Linked DNA regions of Homo sapiens: region 2 is linked to region 1. The links are chromatin loops, found by intact Hi-C in ENCODE. Cell type or tissue: natural killer cell. All regions are shown on one strand.

Region 1 (4,000 bases):
ATGTTCAAACGGTCATAGGTCAAAACCACTGAGCCAGGGAATGTCCAGTTTTCACAAATTTTGGATTTAATATCATTTATCAGAGGCTTTAGAATCAGGGTTGAGTTTTTGTCACAGCCCTGCAAAGGCTAACCTATAGATAGATAGATAGATGATAGATAGATAGATAGATAGATAGATAGATAGATAGATAGATAGATACAGATATTCTTGAACAAGTTATTTAACCTCTCCAAGTCTTAGATTCTTCACATAAAATAAATTAATAACACATTTATTTTTATTAAATTAATAACACATTTCTTTTTCTTCTTCTTTCTTTTTTTTTTCTTTTTTGAGACAGAGTCTCACTCTGTTGCCCAGGCTGGGGTGCAGTGGTGTGATGTCAGCTCACTGCAAACTCCACCTCCTGGTTTCAAGCGATTCTTGTTCTTCAGCCTCCCAAGTAGCTGGGATTACAGGCATGCACCACCACGCCCAGCTAATTGTTTGTATTTTTAGTGGAGATGGGGTTTCATCATGTTGCCCAGGCTGGTCTTGAACGTCTGAACTCAGGTGATCCCTGCCTTGGCTTCCCAGAGTGCTAGGATTATAGGTGTGAGCCACCATGCCCAGCCTTTTTTTTTTTTTTTTTTTTTTTTTTGAGACAGGGTCTTGCTCCATCACCCAGGCTAGGGTACAGTGGTTTGATCATGGCTCACTGCAGCCTTAAACTCCTGGCCTCAAGTGATCCTCCTGCCTCAGCCTCCCAAAGTGCTGGGGTGACAGGCATGAGCCACTATGCCCGGTCAGTAACACATTTCATTAACACTGTTTTCTACACTTGTGTGTATGTATATGTACACAATTCTATGCACCTAGACAGAGATCATGCAAAGAATAGTGACTAATGCATAGTAGAGACTCATTAACAATTAGTTTCTTTTCCCCTTCCCTTGGTGACAGCACTTGGTAAAGATGAAGAAAATATAAAAATATATTACTTTTATTTCAGTAAGCAGAAGCAAAAGAAAAGCCAAAACAGCAAGATAAATGAAGAGGGGGAGGGGGAGTACCATATATTTCCTGGTTCATGAATGTGTATGAGACTGTGGCCTGATATTAACCCCAAATTCCAAAGCCAGTCCCATTGGGTATATTCATAAATGCATCTAACCGTTCAGTGCCCACACAATAAATGTGTAAATTCAGTTACCTTGCTGATTATGCGCCCATTTCCAAGCACACCCTCCTCTGAAAAACTTGGCACTGGAAATATAGCCAATAATAAAATTGTCTAAATAGATAATATTTCTTGCTTACTTACTGACAGTCAGTAAGGTTTTTAATTCCGTGCCTGTGAACCACTGCGGGTCTCCTCAAAGCCTGGGGCACTGCTTAAACTCTGTAGTTCAAAGTAAAAGCTTTGCTACTAGATAATGACATCAATTAAACCATTTTTATTCATAAATCAGAAGCAATAACTAGTATTTCTACCTACCTCTTTCCCAGCTGTTAGATAAATGTAGATATTCTTCACAGGATCAGGAACGAGTTTGTAGAAAACAGGTGTCTCTTCTTTAATTTCATAGATAACCTCTGGACAATTTGAAGTCAAATTCTCACCAAGAATAACCTATTTTTTTTTTTCAAAAAGAGAAACATGATTTCTATTTAATACTTTTTTTTTTTTTTGAGACGGAATCTCGCTCTGTCGCCAGGCTGGAATGCATTGGCATGATCTTGGCTCACTGCAACCTCCGCCTCCCAGGTTCAAGCAATTCCACTGCCTCAGCCTCCCAAGTAGCTGGGACTATAGATGCACCACACCCAGCTAATTTTTTTTAGTAGAGATGGGGTTTCACTACGTTGGCCAGGATGGTTTTGATCTCCTGACCTCGTGATCCACCCGCCTCAGCCTCCCAAAGTGCTGGGGTAACAGGTGTGAGCCACCACTTCCGGCCTCTATTCAACACTTTGAATAGCAGGGTGGCAAAAATTGTAGCTTAATCATAAAGCTACATCCTTTTTCACTCACTACAAATACTGCCTAAGGTACCATGCTCCTTAATCATCCTCCCACATCTCAGTCCTCAACAAGGCTGGTAATAACAAGCATAATATTTCTTCTTTTGTAAAGGCAAAGTTACCAAAAATGAACAAACAAAAAAAGCCGCTCTTCAGGGCTGGGGTAGTATCCTCATATGTGGAAGCTGGCTGACCACAATTTCTGACCATGTCTGGCCCTATAGGAAGCCACAAGTGACAGCTTCATTAGTGCTGTCTCAAGAGAGACTGGAAATTAAAGGAAGTAGCTCCCACATGTATTTGCACAGGATACTCTGATCATCATACAGTTAGAAGTGACCCAGATTAACTTGGCAGATACAGACAAGTAGGTTTGTGTTCACATATAAAATATACGCAAGTGTGACTCAGTACTCAGTGGTTTTGAAATTGGACACACCTGAGCTTCATCCATCTTCAGTCAACAAACATCTACCCAACACCCATTATGTACCCAGCACTGTTCTGGGTGTTTGAAAAATGGCAGTGAACAAAATGGGGAAGGGAGAGCTCCTGACCTCATAGAACTTACATTCCTGTGTGTGTATGGTGGGGTGAGTAACAGCAGACTATTAATAAGAAAAAAGTAAATTATAAAATATAGTGGGGTCAGGGGTTAAGAGAATATATGTTCAGGGTAGGTGTCACTGAAAAGGTGATATTTATTTAGACTTGCAGGAGATGAGTTATTTTCATACTTGAATGAAACATGTTCTTAAAAGCAGCCCTGTCAGTGCAAAGAAACTAAAATGGGAGGAGGCCAGGGTGGCTTCAGTGGAGAGAGGTAGAGGAGTGAACAGTAAGATAGTAAGATAACAGGGGAATGATAATCAAGGGTCTTGTGGGCCTGTGTAAACAGCCTGCCTTTTACTGTAGATGAGAGAGAGGAGGCCATGGCAGGGCTTTGGGTCAAGGAGCAAGAGGAGATGGTAAGAAGGCAGGGTTTGAAGTGTGGGTATGAAGAGCCATCGGGAGACTCGAATCCTATAGTGCTAGAGAAGTATAATGGTGGCTTAAGCTTGAGTTTGCATCCTGCCTCCATCCTTTAAGTAGCTGCACTACTTTGAACTGGTAACTTAATCTCCCTAGGCCTCAATTTCCTCATCTCTAAAATGGGGCTAATAGTGCCTTCCTTATTACAGTTTTGTAAGGATCAAATAAGAACTATGAAAGATGCTTAGCACATAATCAATAGTCAATAGATAATAATCTGTTACTAGATTGCAAGCTCCTTTTGCGCAGGGACCATGTCATTTTTTTTTTTTTTTTTTTTTGAGATGGAGTCTTACTCAGTCGCCCAGACTGGAGTGCAGTGGTGCGATCTTGGCTCACTGCAACCTCTGCTTCCCAGGTTCAAGCCATTCTCTTGCCTCAGCCTCCTGAATAGCTGGGACTACAGACATGCGCCACCACACCCAGCTAATTTTTGTATTTTTAGTAGAGACGGGGTTTCACCATGTTGGCCAGGCTGGTCTTGAACTCCTGACCTGAGGTGATCCGCTCGCCTCTGCCTCCCAAAGTGGTGGGATTACAGGCGTGAGCCACCGTGCCTGGCCTGGGACCATGTCTTAATCACCTTTGTACCTAACCTTTAATCTTCTTTGTACCTAACACAATTTGTACCCACTACTTTGAAAAGTGAAGGTGTTCAACATTTTGTCAGTTTGAACACATCCAGATAGATTATCTGTATTCATATCTCTACCACTGTAGACATCAGCCACATTGGGCGCATGGTTTCAAAAGAAAAATTTGGCACCTGAGATTCTTTTTGGACAAAGTCTACTTCACACATCTACTAATCAATAATATGCCTGTTCCCACATATCCTGATGGCAGTTAGGGATTTGCTGTTTAGCCAAAGGCTTCTTATCAATTTTGCACAGAGCAACTTCCCGCATTCACTTCTCCTTTCCAGGACCTGGGCCCGAGTCTAGCTTTGCCCTGCGATCAG
Region 2 (4,000 bases), 64 kb before region 1:
ACAGAAAAGCAATTATAACTCATAAAAAGAAATTTATCAGGTGGGAAAAACTATTTTTCCCCCACCCCCGCCACCCCCTGATACTAGAGCATAAAAAAGACAATAGGAAGAGGCAATTGGTGGGAAAATATGATGTAAAGAGCTGAGATTTGGACAAGCACAACCTTCCTTTCCCTTCACATCTTTCCAAACTATAGCCCTGAATCTCCTGCTCACATTTCTGTCCTCAGGATGAAAACCACTGTCTCTACTGCCTCAGCAGCCTTAACTCCTAGCAGGCTGGCTTTTTACTGAAGATGCCTTCTAGAAGGATTGCAGGTGAGAGGATCACCCAACCCTATTATCCTCAAGACTCTACAGTTCCATACTCGTGACAAACTCGCGCCATGCGATTTACTCTTTTTCACTGGTTTCTGAGCACCTTCTCGGCCACCTTCACGGCCCATCCTACTGTCTGTCATTCCTTAAAATGAAGCTTTGCCACCAGTCCTAGGTGCTCTTTTCTTCCTCCTCTGTGCTCTCACTCCCATGATGTCACCCCCACTCTCCCTTCAACGATACTGCTATAAAGACAAGCTGGTCATCTCTAGCTTCACGATGCCCCAGCACTTGAGACCTGCTCTGCTAACCACAGCCCAAAGGGAGCTACTGTCAGCCCAGAGAGACTGTGGACGTCTCAGACACACCTGCACTGGCATGAGCATCCTCACTGGGCTCCCAGCCTTTCTTCAGTTCCTGCCTCTCCAAACTCAGCTGTGCACCATTGCCAAAATAATAACCGCCCTGCAGGAGGTTCCCCAACAAAGAGTGATTCAGCGGCAACAAGCACTTCAGGAGCTGGCCCCTGCTGGGGGTTGGACACTCTCTTCTTTTCTCGTGGTTTCCCAGGACTCAAGACAGGACACCGAAGCCTTTTGGGTCAGAATCCTCCCCTTTCCCTAGTCTACTGCTTTCTGCATAGTCTCTTTTCCCATTGGTAACCTTCTGACTGCTTTCATTGTCACTAATTGTCTCGGTCCAGTGTGAGTCCAGTGTACCTAGACCTATGTCACTTCCTGCTCAGAGATCTTCAGTGGCTCCCTGCTGCCTACAGAATTAAGGGCAAAGTTTTCAGTCTGACGCTGCTTTTTGTGGCCCCAGCTCAGTTTTACAGCTATCGCTCTTGGTCATTCCAGACCCACCCTCTAGGTTCCCACTAAGCAGGATTGAGTGATGTTCCCAGCACGGGCCTGCGAGGACTCTGTCCTCTGTACCTGAACTCACCTCCCTGCTTCCACCCACCCCACTCCATACTGCAGGCGTACTTAATCCCATGCATGTTTAATTTCTCTTTAATGTGAAAAGAAATGGTGTCTTCTTGGACTCACAGGGTTTCTGAACAGTTAGGGAACCAGAGGACCTAGAACCTGATGATACTCTGTGCTGTCAACTTTTTTAATTTTTATTTTATAGAGATGGGGGTCTCACTATGTTGCCTAGGCTGGTCTCGAACTCCTGGCCTCAAGCAGTCTTCCCGCCTTGGCCTCCCAAAGTGCTGGGATTATAATCGTGAGCCACCACACCCAGCCTCAACTTTCAATCCCAATGTAGATTTGCTGCCTGCCTCCATGAAGGCAATATGACTATCTCACTTATCTTTTGTCCCTGCACCCAGCAAAATGTTTTGCCTGCAGTAGGTGCTCAAAAAATTCAACTTGATTTGGGAACAGCAAGTAGGAGGGAGAGCAAGTCCGTGACAAACTCAGGTAATGCCTCTGCTCAGAGGGTCAAACTATACGAGCCATTCAACTGGAGGTGTTCACACCATGGAGATGAGGCCTGGAGTCAGATACAGTGTGAGGCTTGGAAGTGGCTCTGAACTGTGTCAGCAGGTGAATGTGTGCACCACAAGGCTGTAAGGACGGCCTATCAGGCGGCCCCCGGAATTTGGGTCTGAACCCACACTGCTCCTGAGGAGGGAGTGTGTCAGCCTTGGCAGGAAGTGGTCAGGCAGGGCCCCAGAGAGGCAGCCACCTCACATATCTCATCAAGGAGAGGGAAAAAGGGGAAGAAAGAATGGGGAAGGATATTTAGAAGTGTGTGCAAGTACACTTGGAGGCCTGACTTGTATGTGAAATCCCTCATCTCCCCTCTTGGCATCAGAAGCTTCCATCTAGAGCAGCCGTGTCCAGCCTTTTGAATGTGAGGACTTTTTTGCTTATCTGTGGTGGTGGATATCACGGAAATTATGCACAAACCATTTTTTAGCTCATTAGCTATCGTTAGTGTTGGTGTATCTTATGTGTGGCCCAAGACAATTCTTCTTCCAATGTGGCCACAGGAAGCCAAAAGGTTGACACCCCTGCTCTAGAGGATCCCCATCTGGAGGCACCAGTGGGAGAATCGGGCAAAGGTGGAAACCAGACCCCTCCTACCATTTCTCCTGTGGGGAGACGAAAGGTAAGAGAAGGTGACATCAGATGGTAGGGAACAAATTGGGTCGAAGAGAAGGAGAAGCACATGACAAGATTTCTGGGACCTTGGCAAGTCATCTAACCTCTGTGAACCCAACTCTCTCTGTGCAATGGGAACAATACCACCTACTCTTCACAGAAATGCAATTCTTTATATCACACCTTAACCATTCACGGAGCATTTTCACACATATTCATAAGCATTGCCTCATTAGGGTGACTTGCCACAAATCACATAAAAAGAAAATGTCAGGTCTTATCGTACCAAGTTCATTTCTCTTTCCTCATTGCTGCAACTAGAAATACTCAGCTACAAGGATAAGGTCTTATTATTTCCATTCTAGCATGGATAGAATATATGATAGCATAGGTAAAAGTTTATAACACCAAAGTCACAGAAACAAAAAATACCCCCAACATAGCATAGTGTGATGAAAATAGAACCATCCTTGAAAACAACTATTATTACAAAGCAGCTGGAGACTTACATTTATGTTTCCTTTTAATTCATGTGAAATGATTAAGTTGTCAATTACATCAAAATTTCTGCCCATCATGGTTATATTTTGACCACCACTGCAAGGAATAAAAGCAACAATAAGGGTTTCATAGCTAACACACAGGCATTTTGCATTTATGAACAAAGCTATCAATTTATTCATGTTTAATATTAAACCCAATTATGTTTGAGAGCAAATTAATGAATTTTAATTTCAAATACAGGACAATTTTGGGAATCTTTTCAGGATACCAGCCACAAATTCATGGGTTTCAAGATGCATAAATATAAAAATTCAGGTCAGATCCTATTTTAATTCTAGGAAAATGCCCAGATTCTTTGATGGAATTTGAATTTTGTTTGTGTCATATCGCCACATATAATCAGATCAGGAGCTGTACCTTGAAAAGGTTTCACTAAACAGAATTTTGTTTGATTACTGTTTAATCTATATAAAGAGACTTCAATCTAAGAATTTTCAAAATCAAACTCCTAACCTACCAATGGTATGTTATTTAGAGAGACAGGAAACACTTTGGGCAAGGTAGAATTACAGATGACATGCAAAGTGTAAATTCCTATTTGGTACGCCGTATAAATAACAGCTGCATTCCATCTCTCTAAAACCAGGCCAAATAACTTCACGTTTCTCAGTGCATATAAGCAAAGCGGTCACTGGGTGTGAAAGAAACAGCTGTCCACAGCTCTGTCTGCCCTTGCACCCCTGTTCACGTAGGTCACCAGACACTCATTCTAGGGGACAAGAGCCTGGGTACGTCAGGTCCAACAGCCAGCTGAGCCCCTGATGACAAGACCAGGAGGTGGGCCTGAGCAACCCAATTTGTGTAGGGCAGAGAGAAGACACTGATCTCTGAATCCTCCAGCCACAATGGGGAAGGGCTGAGTTGGCCTCATGCCAGTCTGTAGCCATTACCAGAAAACCGAGCCAAGCGTGATCTCCCGATGGCCAGCATTTAGAGCCACATTCTTGCTCAAGGCACAGTGACCAAGGAGCAGCCAAGACACACAGGCTCAGAATGTCGCAGGT

Evidence for each region. Hi-C counts contacts between places; a loop is a spot of excess contacts. Peaks named below come from ENCODE experiments on the same cell type or tissue, not always from the same donor. Only the 100,000 strongest peaks of a DNase experiment are listed, where the experiment ranks them.
Region 2: it touches region 1 in a loop (5-fold over the local background); 6 of 110 quality-filtered maps call a loop at or near these places.

What each region holds. Positions count from the first base shown.
Region 1 is chr12:94,179,061-94,183,060 of GRCh38, reverse strand. PLXNC1 (plexin C1) reads right to left here. Exons shown (of 31, transcript NM_005761.3): 3 at 1,481-1,615. Among named protein-coding and RNA genes, the nearest start is that of PLXNC1-AS1, 4.6 kb to the right of the region's middle. In natural killer cell, no CTCF peak of the experiment used is centred here; DNase peaks (open chromatin) are centred at 1,940 and 2,300; H3K27ac peaks cover 983 bases.
Region 2 is chr12:94,242,967-94,246,966 of GRCh38, reverse strand. PLXNC1 (plexin C1) reads right to left here. Exons shown (of 31, transcript NM_005761.3): 12 at 2,942-3,029. Among named protein-coding and RNA genes, the nearest start is that of PLXNC1-AS1, 69 kb to the right of the region's middle. In natural killer cell, no CTCF peak of the experiment used is centred here; DNase peaks (open chromatin) are centred at 1,946 and 2,576; H3K27ac peaks cover 1,872 bases.